Regions from separate parts of the Homo sapiens genome. Here region 1 is linked to region 2. Evidence: chromatin loops called from intact Hi-C (ENCODE). Cell type or tissue: heart left ventricle. All regions are shown on one strand.

Region 1 (8,000 bases), 220 kb before region 2:
CTCCTTTTTAAATATATGAATAGATCAGATCATGTCACTTTCCTGTTACAAAACCTCCAATTGCTTCCCATTGTACCAGAATATTCAAACTCCTTAACATGGCCTACATGGTCCTAAATGATCTGCTCTTCTGCACCCACACTACCTCTGTGGCTGAGCCTGTTCCACCACCTTTCCCACAGTACTTCTGCCTCACTAGCTGTTAGTGTTCATTGACCGGGTTAGCATCTTAGAGCCTCTGCACCTGTTCCCTCCACCTCCACAACCCTGCATGGCAGTCTTCTCCTGTCATGCAGATGTCAGCTCAAATGGCATCTCCTTAAAGAGGTCCCCTTTCCCACCCAATTTAAAGCAGCTCCCAGACACCCTGTTCTGTTTTCTCTCTCTCTCTTTTTTTTTTTCTGAGACGGAGTTTTACTCTTGTTGCCCAGGCTAGAGTGCAATGGTGGAATCTCGGCTCACTGCAACCTCCACCTCCCGGGTTCAAGCAATTCTCCTGCCTCAGCCTCCCGAGTAGCTGGGATTACAGGCACGTGCCACCACACCCAGCTAATTTTTGTATTTTTCATAGAGACGGGGTTTCCCCATGTTGGCCAGGCTGGTCTCCAACTCCCAACCTCAGGTGATCCACCCACCTTGGCCTCCCAAAGTGCTGGGATTACAGGCGTGAGCCACCACGCCCGGCCATTTTCATTTTTAACCACTTAGCAGTAGAGCTGAGTGGTAAAGCACATGAGCACTAGGCTCAGACTCTGGGCTCACATACCAGCTGGATGGCTTGGGCAAAGCACTTCATCTTTCAGTGCCTGTTTTTAGAGTAACAATGGTACCTATTTCGTAGAATCGTTATGAAGCTAAATTAGTTAATATATTCAAAGTGCTTACCACAGAATTACCTCATAGCAAGGCAAATTAATGCATGTTGCTTATTAATTTTTGTTTGTTTATTGTTTGGCTCTTCCTTCTGTATCATGCTTACATCCTCCCCTGAACCCCTCCCCACCACCCTCCAAGCATATAAAATCAAAGAGTCGAAACCTTACAGCCTGCCTGCCACAACTTCTTTATTTCCCAGTGTAGGCCAGGTATGTTTGTTGAATGAATGAAGTATTGAAAACAAGTGATGAAGGTGTTTATACTTATCTCAAATTAGTCTCATTTTAAAAAACTCTCAGATCTACAGAGGCTCTCAGATTTCTGATCTGAGAATTACTACAGTTTCTTTGTTCTTTCTTAGTTTCTATCTCTTAGTGTACTGCTTAAGGGAAGCCACACTTCACTGAGAGGCAGAAATAAATATTGCTACTATCACTTACAAACTAGAGGAATATGAGTAAGCCATTTGGCTGCGCTAATCCTCAAGAGGCTCATCTATAACACCGAGTGTGTTAACTGCTGGTGGAAGAGGGAAGGCTGAGTTAGGTGTGGGGATTTTTGGATTTGTTTGCTTGTTTGTTTTTGGTTCGGTTTGGTTTTGTCATTAGCTCTAAGATCTATGTTTTTATGAACATATAGTCAAAATCTAAGAGAAAAGTATTGTCGACAAGGTAAAACTTGGATTTATTTTGCAGATTTCCTGAAAGCAAGTAATGTAACTAAATCCAGTAGTCAGCTTGGTTTATATCTCCAGGATTATTCCTAATCACCCATAAAGATTAGCTTCTGGCTGGGCGTGGTAGTTCACACCTGTAATCCCAGCACTTTTGGAGGCTGAGGCAGGTGGATCACCTGAAGTCAGGAGTTCAAGACCAGCCTGGCCAACACGGTGAAACCCTGTCTCTACTAAAAATACAAAATTAGCTGGGCTTAGTGGCAGGCATCTGAAATCCCAGCTACTCGGGAGGCTGAGGCAGAATGGCTTGAACCCGGGAGGCAGAGGTTGCAGTGAGCCAAGATTGCACCATTGCACTCCAGCCTGGGTGACAAGAGCGATGCTCTATCTCAAAAAAAAAAAGAATAGCTTCTAATTTTCTACACATATACTCACACACAAACATAAACATAAACATTCCTATCTGTTTAGAGTTATGAGTTTAACCAGTAACTTAAAAGACAGAGAGAGAGAGAGAGAGAGAGAGAGAGAGAGAGAGAGAGAGAGAGAGAGGCCAGGTGCCGTGGATCATGCCTGTAATCCCAGCACTTTGGGAGACTGAGGTGGGCAGATCACAAGGTCAGGAGTTTGAGACCAGCCTGGCCAGCATGGTGAAACCCCATCTCTACTAAAAATACAAAAATCAGCCAGGTGTGGTGGTGGGCACCTGTAATCCCACCTACTGAGGAGGCTGAGGCAAGAGAATTGCTTGAACCCAGGAGGTGGAGGTTGCAGTGAGCTGAGATCGTGCCATTGCACTCTAGCCTGGGCGAAAAGAGCAAGACTCCGTCTCAAAAAAAACAAAAAACAAACACCAAAAACAAACAAAACAAAAAAAAAAGAGAGAGAGAACTTGCTTGAAATACCATGAAAGTGTGCCCTTCTTATCAGTTTTCCTTCAATGTTGAAGAAGAAGCCAACTGTTTCCTAAAAATCTCATTATCAGAACCAAATTTATGGTTATTTCACTTCTATTAATTTGATTAAATTAAAATTACCATCTTAAGATGCATAATTATATATACTAGGTGTTTTAAGACCTTCATCAATAAGTTTGGAGTTGTCATCCTACCACTTTCTTGAAACAGGTCTTCTAACTGTTTTCCTTCTGGATTTCTGGTTGAAATTTTGCTAGTGAAGTTTTCTCTCTCCCATTCAGTACTCACCCACCCCTCCTCACCCCCAATCATTAACAAGAAATCTGGGTTTAAGTGTATTTCTGCTACCATTGACTCACTGAAAGAATTTTTCAGGTGATATCCACACGTTTCTCCAATAAAAAGTTATTATTTTTTCCCTTTGTAGTAATTTGTGGAGAGATCTTCTGATGAAGGACCAAAATTCTGTGTCAAATTTTTACCCTCTAGTTTTAGCATTCATTTATGATTTTCTATGGATACTAGCTGGCATTCTATTTTAAGAAAAGCCTTTCTTCTTTCCTCATTTATTTATATTAATATAGATTGTTGAGTTTTATTTTAATCAATGGGTTATCCATTATGATGATTTATATTGATGGTAAAATTATCCCAGCTTCAGCCACTGGGAGACCCTTCAAGCTGGCAGCTGTGGACCTTTGACCAGTTCCTATCATTTTTTGAGCACTTCCGCATCTCTGGCACAACAGGTTCATCTTGTACTTTACAGCCCCAGCCCTGGTATCAGCCTTTTCTCCAGAGGTTGTGTCAAAAAGCCGTGGTTCCTCTTATTGGAGCATAGGATTTAGAAACCAAGACTTGGGTGCTAGATGTACTACTGGCCTTTCATTGCTTGAGCCAGAAGAATTTAATATCTTCTTTTGCCATATATCAGCTAGAACTTACAAACCACTCCAAGTCTGGCTCCAGAAAACAGAATTTTTATATCCTTTCTCAGTACTCTGAGTCAGAATGACCCACTTGCTTTGTCCAGAGACTCGTCACACTGAAACTATTTTCCGTTTGAGACCTTCCAGGAGGAAAGCCATCCTCACACGCATGCAGTACAAACCAGTGTCCTCCAGAGTCCGCTGTGCCTACGGCCAGAGCAGCGACAGAGCCTTCCTCAAACCTGTAGTGACTGCCACACTTTGCAAGGACACCGTAGAGGGGGCATGTCCGCGCTCCAACTTCCTCCCGACGCAGCCTCTGATTGGCTCCTGGGCTTATAAGAAACGCGTGAATGAGCAGCTGCCGCGGGCAGAAAGTTGCCGGAGGTCTCCGGGTGGTATCGCCCTTTCCTCTTTGCCAGCCCGCTGGCGAGCCGAGCCAGGGCAAGATGAGGTCGTCCTGTGTCCTGCTCACCGCCCTGGTGGCGCTGGCCGCCTATTACGTCTACATCCCGCTGCCTGGCTCCGTGTCCGACCCCTGGAAGCTGATGCTGCTGGACGCCACTTTCCGGGGTGCACAGCAAGTGGTGAGGTGCAGCCCAGCGCTGCTTCTCTCTTCCTCCTCTTACGCAATATTTGAAGGGGATACAAAATTCCTCCGCCGGGTTCCACGAAAACGCAGGTTTTTCCTAATGCATTGAGGCTGTCGCTTTTTGAGGTGGTCCAGTCGGGAATTTTCAGGGTATCGCATTCGCCTCCTTGCTAGCAGCGGGCTAGATCTGCATTTCCCCGTCTGCGTTTGTGACGGGGAAGAAGTGCTTGAATAGAATTTGACAACTGTTTAAACCTTCGTCTGTCCTAAATATCTTCCTCTTCCTTGGTTTGCAACGTCAAAAGGCAAATCCTTAAGCAGTTTATAAACCACCCTTCTTCACACTGTCGTTCTCCCATAGGGACCGGCAGAGGATAAATATTTTTAGGAGAGCTCGGGAAAAGCAGGCTCTGGTTCCTGGGAATGCAGCCACCTTAGAAGCAGAAGCAGGCAAGGGCAGTCTCGCAATGTCCCCAGGCTGTGGAGCGCTCCGTTCCCGGAGACAGCAGGCAGGGCTCTCCATCCAAGCACTTGAGGAACCATAGGGATCTCTCGTTTCACCCGAGGCAGATCTCAGCTCAGCCCAAGAAAGAGGACTGGGAGGCTGGGCTGGCTGAAAGGAGGTGAGGAGGCGGCAGCCCTGGTTTGCATGATGCATGTTTTCTGCTTGCCCTGCAGCATTTATTTTATGTCCTTGGCTGTCAGATAACCTTTTCCTGAGCGAGGTTACCTGCCTTAACCTGGGAGGGTAACATTTCTCTCCACTGTATCATGGGCGTGTGTTCATTCCTTCCATACACAGGAAAATATAACTGTCTCTGGTTTATTCCATGGTAAGAGGCATTATTTTTAGTGTCAGAGAATCTAAAATCTAAACTACAGTCTGCAGCCAAGGCTGAGCCCTCTGATTGGACAGTATTTCTGAGCAGCCTGCTCTATCTAAACTCTAACCTTCTCCAAAACCAAGCCTCCTCCCTCCCCACAACCTTGGGCTTTAATCTCAGAATATTTTTATAAACTCTTTCTTTCAGAAATGACAACTAGAGAAAGAGAAAAAAAATCATTTCAACCTGAGAAAGCTGATTTTAAAAAAGTCATGATTTTCCCAGAGGGTTTATGTTCCTGTTCCCTGTCCACTCATTATGTGTAGGATTACATAATCTGTGGGGCTTTATCCTATGAAAAGTCCCCTTACTAGGATATTGCAGCACATTCCTAGCGTGGATTTGCTTTTCCTGAATTCAGCCACATTCTCACCTCCAAAGCCCCTTTTGTCTCTTAGGAAAGGTCTATGAAGCTATAGACCCCTGCCCCCCTTCTTTTCCTCTTGCTTCCTATAATGTTGACATGGTGAAAATGATCATCCCCTTCTTTAGCACTGGTGTCAAGAAAGTCAGTCTTGTTGTAGGAAGCCTTGCATTCCCTCTCCTCCCCCATGAAATTATGTAATTTGAAAGTAATACCCTTCAAAGATTGAGGAACAGTGATGTTTACCTGGGTGGGTTAATGGTCTACTACAATAACTTAAACAGAGGAAAACAGGAAAAAGATCAAACTGCTGTGTTGGCTGCAGAGATTATTCTTAGTTTTCAGGTCACCAAAGAAGTCTTCTCCATCATAAGTTAATCTCGGACAAGCTAGGTTTGGAGAAAAGCTTTTCTTTCCCAGCTAGGCTTGCCAGCCCATTAAGGACAAGGCTGTGTAAGGTCCTCCACAGAGTATACCCTCAGGTGGTGCTTGGGAATGATAGTGGGTGTAACCTGAAGTCAGCAATAGATGAGGTAACCAGTGTTCTCACCTGACACTGTGGCTCAGGAGTGGATTTGCAGAAAAATGGCTCTTATCACTTCTCCTCTAAATTGTGAAATATCAGAAAGATCATTATGATCAGATGGAAACATATTCTACCCAATAAAGCAATTTTCCAGTGTCACCTCAAATCTTCCTGAGTTTTCCCTGTAAAATAGGGCAAAAAACTACCTTGTAGGTTTGCTATAAGGTTTAGTAATGTATTTAAGTGCCTGGTACTTGTAGTGAGTCTTCTAGTTGTCCCCAAGGGTCCATTGTGGATTGTGGGAACATCTATAAGAATGCTTACCTTTTTTGAAGCAATAAAATAAATGTAAACTGGAAGTAATTTATGTGATTGAAACCTGGAGTGCTACTACTAAATTACCTGGTGTCATGGCCTGGGGCGGTGGCTCACGCTGTAATCCCAGCACTTTGGGAGGCCGAGGCGGGTGGATCACGAGGTCAGGAGTTCGAGACCAGCAGCCTGGCCAACATAGTGAAACCTCTTTCTACTAAAAATACAAAAAATTAGCCAGGGCTGGTGGCAGGTGCCTGTAGTCCCAGCTACTTGGGAGGCTGAGGCAGGAGAATCGCTTGAACCTGGGAGGCGGAGGTTGCGTTGAGTCGAGATTGTGCCACTGCACTCCAGCCTGGGCAACAAGAGTGAAACTCTGTCTCAAAAAAATATATAAATAAATAAATTGCATGGTGTCAACCTCGTTACTCAGATAATTTTAGTTTGAGTTGATTGGCTCAACTACAAAAGCAATTTAAGCTGTTTGAGAGATTAAGCTCAGCCTATTTCCTAAGACAGCATCAGCTGCCTACCATTAAGAAATGTGAATGTTAGTTTATTCTGTTGTCATTGGCAAATACTTTATGCTTTAGCATTTTTTATGTCCTTTATCTTGTGCAGTGAGTCAGACTATTGAGATTATGTTCATTGTGCTTTTTTTCCTTGGGGTTCCCCATATTCCTTAAGAAGCAGCTACTTAGGATCTCTCTGACTCCTCTCAAACACAGATGCTATGTCAGAATCACCTAAGAACTGTTTAAAACAAACCAAACCAAAACAAAACACTTGATGCCCAGGTTACACCACATACCAAACTTACTTAGAATCTCTGGGAGATGAACGTTCTTAGCAGTGTTTAAGAAAAGTTCCAGCCGGGCGCGGTGGCTCACGCCTGTAATCCCAGCACTTTGGGAGGCCGAGGCGGGCGGATCACGAGGTCAGGAGATCAAGACCATCCTGGCTAATACGGTGAAACCTCGTCTCTACTAAAAATACAAAAAAATTAGCTGGGCGTGGTGGCAGGCTCCTGTAGTCCCGGCTACTCGGGAGGCTGAGGCAGGAGAATGGCGTGAACCCGGGAGGTGGAGCTTGCAGTGGGCCGAGATCAGGCCACTGCACTCCAGCCTGGGCAACAGTGTGAGACTCCGTCTCAAAAAAATAATAATAATAAAAATAAAAAACGAAAAGTTCCCCAGATGATCTTCATTGCAGCAAAACTTGAGAACCACTGCTCTATAAGATAAAAGGCATTGCTGTTGTAGACAATATATTTTCCTTAAACTGCGTGTTATATTGCATACGTGTTGCTGGAAATGAGCCCTTTTACATTAGCATGGATTAGTTTATCAGATTAGTTGACACTTTGGCCCTAAGGGGATAAAATACTAGCTAGGCAAATTTCTGTGTTATAGCAAAGCCACCATAAGACTTGAGCAGTGGAAAAGCACAAACAAAAGTAGGTCTGAGAAGGGCAGAGGTGTAATTTAGATGATCAGGCAGCAGGAGACTAGAGGAACAAAAGAAGAGAGTTTGGGGAAGTCCTGAAGGCTGATTTCCAAATGCTATGCAGACAAAGATTTTTTTTTTTAAATGGTAATCTCAGTGCAGGTTAAAATACTAAGTGTACACTGCTGGAGAAAATGTATGTTAGAACCACGTTTTTGGAGAACAGTTTGGCAATATCCATCAAAGCCTTATAAGTGTGTTTATTTTTTGACCCCGTAATCCCTCTAGATGGAATTTATGGTAAGTAATGATGGATATAGGCAAACCTCTAGCTATAAAGATGGAAACATTTTACAGGATTAAAAAACTTGTTCATCAGCACCGTAAGACAAAGAAAAAAAACAAAAACTTGTTGAACTTGTCTAAAAGCACTGCCACTTATAATAAACGTGAAGTAAAATCGAGCAATCTTTTTTTC
Region 2 (8,000 bases):
ATCACATAAACAGAACCAATGACAAAAACCACATGATTATCTCAATAGATGCAGAAAAGGCCTTTGATACAATTCAACATCCCTTCATGTTAAAAACTCTCAATAAACCAGGTATTGATGAAACACATCTCAAAATAATAAGATCTATTCGTGAAAAACCCATAGCCAATGTCATACTGAATGAGCAAAATCTGGAAGCATTCCTTTGAAAACCAGCACAAGACAAGGATGCCCTCTCTCACCACTCCTATTCAACATAGTATTGGAAGTTCTGGCCAGGGAAATCAGGCAAGAAAAATAAATAAAGGGTATTCAAATAGGAAGAGAGGAAGTCAAATTGTCTCTGTTTGCAGATGGCATGATTGTATATTTAGAAAACCCCAACCTTTCAGCCCCAAAACTCCTTAAGCTGATAAGTAACTTCAGCAAAGCCTCAGGATACAAAATCAATGTACAAAAATCACAAGCATTCTTATACACCAATAACAGACAAACAGAGAGCCTCGTAGCAGAACTGAAGGAGATAGAGACACAAAAAACCCTTCAAGAAATCATTGAATCCAGGAGCTGGTTTTTCGAAAAGATCAACAAAATTGATAGACCGCTAGCAAGACTAATAAAGAAGAAAAGAGAGAAGAATCAAATAGATGCAATAAAAAATGATAAAGGGGATATCACCACCAATCCCACAGAAATACAAACTACCATCAAAGAATACTATGAACACCTCTACGCAAATAAACTAGAAAATCTAGAAGAAATGGATAAATTCCTGGATACATACACCCTCCCAAGACTAAACCAGGAAGAAGTTTAATCTCTGAATAGACCAATAACAGGCTCTGAAATTGAGGCAATAATTAATAGCTTACCAACCAAAAAAAGTCCAGGACCAGACGGATTCACAGCCAAATTCTACCAGAGGTACAAGGCGGGGCTGGTACCATTCCTTCTGACACTATTCCAATCAATAGAAAAAGAGGGAATCTTCCCTAACTCATTTTGTGAGGCCAGCATCATCCTGATACCAAACCTCGCAGAGACACAACAAAAAAAGAGAATTTTAGGCCAATATCTCTAATGAACATTGATGCAAAAATCCTCAATAAAATACTGACAAACTGAATCCAGCAACACATCAAAAAGCTCATCCACCATGATCAAGTGGGCTTCATCCCTGGGATGCAAGGCTGATTCAACATACCCAAATCAGTAAATGTAATCCAGCATATAAACAGAACCAACGACAAAAACCACATGATTATCTCAATAGATGCAGAAAAGGCCTTTGACAAAATTCAACAACATTTCATGCTAAAAACTCTCAATAAATTAGGTATTGATGGGACGTATCTCAAAATGATAAGAGCTGTTTATGACAAACCCACAGCCAATATCATACTGAATGGGCAAAAACTGGAAGCATTCTCTTTGAAAACTGGCAAAAGACAGGGATGCCCTCTCTCACCACTCCTATTCAGCATAGTGTTGGAAGTTCTGGCCAGGGCCATCAGGCAGGAGAAGGAAATAAAGGGTATTCAATTAGGAAAAGAGGAAGTCAAATTGTCCCTGTTTGCAGATGACATGACTGTATATCTAGAAAATCCCACCATCTGAGCCCAAAATCTCCTTAAGCTGATAAGCAACTTCAGCAAAGTCTCAGGATACAAAATCAATGTGCAAAAATCACAAGCATTCTTATACATCAATAACAGACAAAAAGCGAGCCAAAACATGGGTGAACTCCCATTCACAATTGCTTCGAAGAGAATAAAGTACCTAGGAATCCAACTTACAAGGGATGTGAAGGACCTCTTCAAGAAGAACTACAAACCACTGCTCAACGAAATAAAAGAGGATACAAACAAATGGAAGAACATTCCATGCTCATGGATAGGAAGAATGAATATGATGAAAATGGCCATACTGCCAAAAGTAATTTATAGATTCAATGCCATCCCCATCAAGCTACCAATGACTTTCTTCACAGAATTGGAAAAAACTAGTTAAAGTTCATACGGAACCAAAAAAGAGCCCACATTGCCAAGTCAATCCTAAGCCAAAAGAGCAAAGCTGGAGGCATCACACTACCTGACTTCAAACTATACTACAAGGCTACAGTAACCAAAACAGCATGGTACTGGTACCAAAAGGGAGATATAGACCAATGGAACAGAACAGAGCCCTCAGAAATAACGCCACACTTCTACAACTACCTGATCTTTGACAAACCTGACAAAAACAAGAAATGAGGAAAAGGATTCCCTATTTAATAAATGGTGCTGGGAAAACTGGCTAGCCATATGTAGAAAGCTGAAACTGGACTCCTTCCTTACACCTTATACAAAAATTAATTCAAGATGGATTGAAGACTTAAATGTGAGACCTAAAACCATAAAAACCCTAGAAGAAAACCTAGGCAATACCATTCAGGACATAGGCATGGGCAAGGACTTCATGTCTAAAACACCAAAAGCAATGGCAACAAAAGCCAAAATTGACAAATGGGATCTAATTAAACTAAAGAGCTTCTGCACAGCAAAAGAAACTACCATCAGAGTGAACCTACAGAACCATCAGAGGCAACCTACAGAATGGAAGAAAATTTTTGCAATCTACTCATCTGACAAAGGGCTAATATCCAGAATCTACAAAGAACTCAAACAAATTTACAAGAAAAAAACAAACAACCCCATCAAAAAGTGGGTGAAGGATATGAATAGACACTTCTCAAAAGAAGACATTTATGCAGCCAAAAGACACATGAAAAAATGCTCATCATCACTGGCCATCAGAGAAATGCAAATCAAAACCACAATGAGATACCATCTCACACCAGTTAGAATGGCAATCATTACAAAGTCAGGAAACAACAGGTGCTGGAGAAGATGTGGAGAAATAGGAACACTTTTACACTGTTGGTGGGACTGTAAACTAGTTCAACCATTGTGGAAGTCAGTGTGGTGATTCCTCAGGGATCTAGAACTAGAAATACCATTTGACCCAGCCATGCCATTACTGGGTATATACCCAAAGGAATATAAATCATGCTGCTATAAAGACACATGCACACGTATGTTTATTGCGGCACTATTCACAATAGTAAAGACTTGCAACCAACCCAAATGTCCAACAATGATAGACTGGATTAAGAAAATATGGCACATATACACCATGGAATACTATGCAGCCATAAAAAATGATGAGTTCATGTCCTTTGTAGAGACATGGATGAAGCTGGAAACCATCATTCTGAGCAAACTGTCGCAAGGACAGAAAACCAAACACTGCATGTTCTCACTCATAGGTGGGAATTGAACAATGAGCACACTTGGACACAGGGTGGGGAACATCACACACTGGGGCCTGTCGTGGGGTGGTAGGAGGGGGGAGGGATAGCATTAGGAGAAATACCTAATGTAAATGACGAGTTAATGGGTGCAGGCACACCAACATGGCACATGTATACATATGTAACAAACCTGCACGTTGTGCACATGTACCCTAAAACTTAAAGTATAATAAAAAAAAAGTCATATCCTGCTATAAAAAATAAAGAAAAAGAAAATGTGGCACATATACACCATGGAATACTATGCAGCCATAAAAAATGATGAGTTCATGTCCTTTGTAGGGACATGGATGAAGCTGGAAACCATCATTCTCAGCAAACTATCGCAAGGACAAAAAACCAAACACCGCATGTTGTCACTCATAGGTAGGAACTGAACAATGAGAACACTTGGACACAGGAAGGGGAACATCACACACTGGAGTCTGTTGTGGGGTGGGGGAGTGGGGAGGGGTAGCATTAGGAGATATACCTAGTGTTAAATGACGAGTTAATGGGTGCAGCACACGAACATGGCACATGTGTACATATGTAACAAACCTGCACATTGTGCACATGTACTCTAGAACTGAAAGTATAATAAAAATATATATATTAAAAAAAAGAAAAGGAATGAGTTCACATCCTTTACAGGAACATGGATGAAACTAGAAGCCATCATTCTCAGCAAATTAACACAGCAACAGAAAACCAAACACCACATGTTCTCACTCATAAGTGGGAGTTGAACAGTGAGAACACATGGACACAGGGAGGGGAACATCTCACACTGGGGCCTGTCAGGGAGTGGGGGGCAAGGGGATGGAGAGCATTAGGACAAATACCGAATGCATGTGGGGCTTAAAACCTAGATGATGGGTTGATGAGTGCAGCAAACCACTATGGCACATGTATACCTATGTAACAAACCTGCAGGTTCTGCACATGTATCCCAGAACTTAAAGTAAAATTAAAGAAAGAAAGAGAGAGAGAGAGAAAGAAAGAAAGAAAGAAAGAGAGAGAGAGAAAGAAAGAAAATCCTATCCACAAAGCATGAGGAACATGACAATGCGGTAATCTTATCTTTCAACCCAGTGGAACCATTGCTGTGCCCCCTGGTGGACGCACTCTTCCTTTAAGCACTAAAACTAAATTATTGCTTCTCAAACTTTAGTGAACATCAGAATCGCCTGGAGAACTTGTTAAAACACAGATTTTTAAAACCCACTCCCAGAGTTTTTGATTCAGTAGGCCTGGGTTGTGGTCTGAGAACTTACATATTACACAAGCTCTCAGATAACACTGCGGCTGCTGGTCCACAGAAGACATTTTTTTAAACTTAAAAAAAATTATTGTAAATTGACAAATTATAGTTGTGCATATTTATGGGACACAAAGCGATGTTATGATATATGAATGCAACGTTGAATAATTAAATCAAGCTAATTAACATCCATCACCTCACATACTTGTGATTTTTGTGGTGAGAACATTTGAAATGTACTCTCAGCAGTTTTGAAATGTACAATACGCTATTATTAACTATATCCACTATGTTTTGTGCAATAAATCTAAAAAAATTTATTCCTCTTGTCTCACTGAGGCTTTGTGCCCTTTGACCATCATCTCCCCATTCCTCCATCCTCCAGTCTCTGGTAACCACCATTCTATTCTCTGCTTCTATGAGTTCGATCATCTTAGATTCCACATATAAATGAGAACATGCAGCATTTGTCTTTCTGTGCCTGGCTTATTTCAGTTAGCAAAATGTTCTCTAATTCCATCTATGTTGTTGCAAATGACAATTTCTTTCTTTTCAAAGGCTGAATAGTACCATTTTGTGCATATGTACACATTTTCTTTATCCATTCACCTGTTAATGGACACTTAGTTAGATTCCTTATCTTGGCTATTGTGAACAGTGCTGCAGCAAACATGCAAGTGCAGACATCTCTTTGACATGCTCCTTCCAAATCTTCTAGGTAAATACCCAAAAGTGGGATCAGTGGATCATATGGTAGTTCTATTTTTAGTTTCTTGAGGAACCTCCATACTGTTTTCCATAATGACTATAGTAATTTACATTCCCATCAATATTATACAAGTGTTCCCTGTTCTCCACATCCTTGCCAACAGTTATATTTTCACAGAATACGTTTTGATAATAAAACTATAAATTACTATTGGATGGATAGGAAGCAAGACATTTGAGAATAAGTAATTAGATGTATCATGTTCCACTTGTCTTCTGTCTTCTATTTCCAGCAATGAATTCTGTTCACTATTATGTCCTTCTACTCAGCATTACCTCTGACGAAGGCTCAATTCAAAGATAAGAAGCAAGGCAACATCATGAGATTCACTGGTTTTACCATATCTCTTGTTATCCCAAAGTAGTTGGCTTATAAAAAGGCGGAATGTTTATGGAAGACCCAACTATGGAGCAAACTTGGAGGGAACTCTTTGAAGATGGATTACAGGACTACAGGCTGCAGTATATGATTTGAACTGGTGACCAAAATATGATACTGTTACGCCTACACGTGGTGTGGAGTTACTAATTCAAAGGAAGGAAGGAAGAAAGGACAGAAGGGAGGGAGAAAGAGAAAGCCAAGGAGAAGAAAAAAAGAAAAAAATCACACAGAAACGAAAATTTAATCTAATTGGTAAGTGTAACTACTGGAGTGAGCCTTAGAGGAAAGACTTAAATCTGTTTCCTCAGTTGGTCTTGGATCTTGTAGGTCTCTCACAGCCTGAGTATTTCACCAAGTCAAATGTGACAATGTTTAAAGATATGTATTTTTTTATACAACATAGTCCTTAAATATTAATGAATTACTGTCAGATTGCTTTTCACAAGATTGTTAAGTTCCAAAGTGAGTAAGCAAATGGTAGTAATATCCAAATTTGCCATTGAAAATCTTTCAAATCATCCTGAAATCATCATGACCTCAGCTGTTAGAGGTGATAAAACAAGAATTAACTTCTTTGTTGAGGAGCTGTAGGCTCTGTTTTCTGGAGAGATGGACACGAAGGTCTATTTTGAAATAGAAAGCAAAATGGAATTCTCTTCCTCTCTCTTCCTCCAACTCTCTCTGTCTCCCCCTCTTACCCCACTCCCTCCGTCCTTCCTAGATGTGCAACAGATATGTATTTTTTGGATTGACAGATAAATAAGGAGATAGATAACAGTAATTTTTCCTTAATGGATTAGACATTTCTTGCTCATGCTTTTGAGTTTTCTTTAGCTGCCCATAAAGTCTCTGCTAGCAACACTATTCATGCACTTAGTGATTGCCTTATATATAGTCTTATATAATAAACTGGAGACTACAATGCACCACCTTCAGTAATGACTATAACATCTAGACAGAACATCATTAAGGAGATAGAGGACTTAAACGATACTATAAATCAACTAAACTTAACACCCACATATGGAACACTCCACCCAACAATAGCAGAGTACATATTATCCTCAAGAGCCCATGTAACATTCTAAAGATTAACTAAATGTTAGGCTACAAAACAAGTTGTGATACATTTTTTTAAATTAGAACAATACAAAATATTTTCTCTCACCACAATGGAAGAAAGCTAGAAATCAATAACAGAAAGAAAGTTGGAAAGTTCACTTTTAAATAATCAATGGGTTAAAGCAGAAATCACAAGGGAAAATAGTCATTACTTTGAGATGAATGATAATAAAAACACAGCATACCAAAACTTATGGGATGAACAAAAGCAATAGTTACTGCTATAAATAGCTGTGAATGCCTACATTAAAAAATAATCTTAAATCAATAGTTATCTTCGTGCACCAACACACCCGGCTAATTTTTGTAGTTTTAGTAGAGACGGGGTTTCACCATGTTGGCCAGAGTGTTCTCAAACTCTTGACCTCAGGTGATCCGCCTGAATTCCTTGAGGAATTCAAAAAAGAAAAGCAAACGAAACCTAAAGCTAGCAGAAGGAATAAAATAATAAAGATTAAAATAAAGATAAATGAAATAGGAAAATGATAGAATAAATGAAAGCAAAAGTTGATTCTTTGAAATAATTAAAAATTTGGCAAACATTTAGTGAGACTGAGAAAAAAAGAAAGAAGATGTAAATAGTTAAAATCAGAAATAAATGTGGAGACATTACTACCAACCTTACAGAAATAAAAAGGATTATAAGAGAACACTATGAACAATTGTATGCCATCAAATCAGATAACCAAGATGAAATAGACAAACTTCTGGAAACACATAACTTACCAAAACTAAGTCAAAAAAAAATAGAAAATCTGCCTGTAACAAGCAAAGAGATTCAGTAATCAAAAATCTCCCAACAAAGAAAAGTTCAGAACCAGATGGCTTAACTTATGAATTCTACAAAACATTTAAGGAAGAATAACACCAATCTTTTTCAAACTCCTCCAAAGAACACAGGAGAGAACACTTCCTATCAAATTCTATAAGGTCAGGATTATCCTGATACCAAACCCAAAGATACCACGAGGAAAGAAAACTACAAACCTAGATCTCTTATGAATATGATAAAAATCTTCAACAAAATACCGGCAAATTGGATCCTATAACATATTAAAAATATTTTACACCATGACCAGTGGAATTTATCCCAAGAATGTAGAAATGGTTCACCCTAAGAAAAGTGATCAATG

Evidence for each region. Peaks named below come from ENCODE experiments on the same cell type or tissue, not always from the same donor. Only the 100,000 strongest peaks of a DNase experiment are listed, where the experiment ranks them.
Region 1: it touches region 2 in a loop (7-fold over the local background); 5 of 110 quality-filtered maps call a loop at or near these places.

The regions. Positions count from the first base shown.
Region 1 is chr3:172,706,832-172,714,831 of GRCh38, reverse strand. It overlaps NCEH1 (neutral cholesterol ester hydrolase 1), which reads left to right and starts at 3,765. Exons shown (of 5, transcript NM_020792.6): 1 at 3,765-3,985. The coding sequence starts at 3,848. RefSeq lists enhancers at 3,315-3,454, 3,499-3,793, 3,715-3,984, 3,114-4,313. In heart left ventricle, a CTCF peak has its summit at 3,586; DNase peaks (open chromatin) are centred at 3,691 and 4,481; H3K4me3 peaks cover 3,389 bases; H3K27ac peaks cover 3,014 bases.
Region 2 is chr3:172,486,768-172,494,767 of GRCh38, reverse strand. No RefSeq gene overlaps it. Among named protein-coding and RNA genes, the nearest start is that of TNFSF10, 33 kb to the left of the region's middle. In heart left ventricle, a CTCF peak has its summit at 4,443 (motif pointing left); a DNase peak (open chromatin) is centred at 4,457.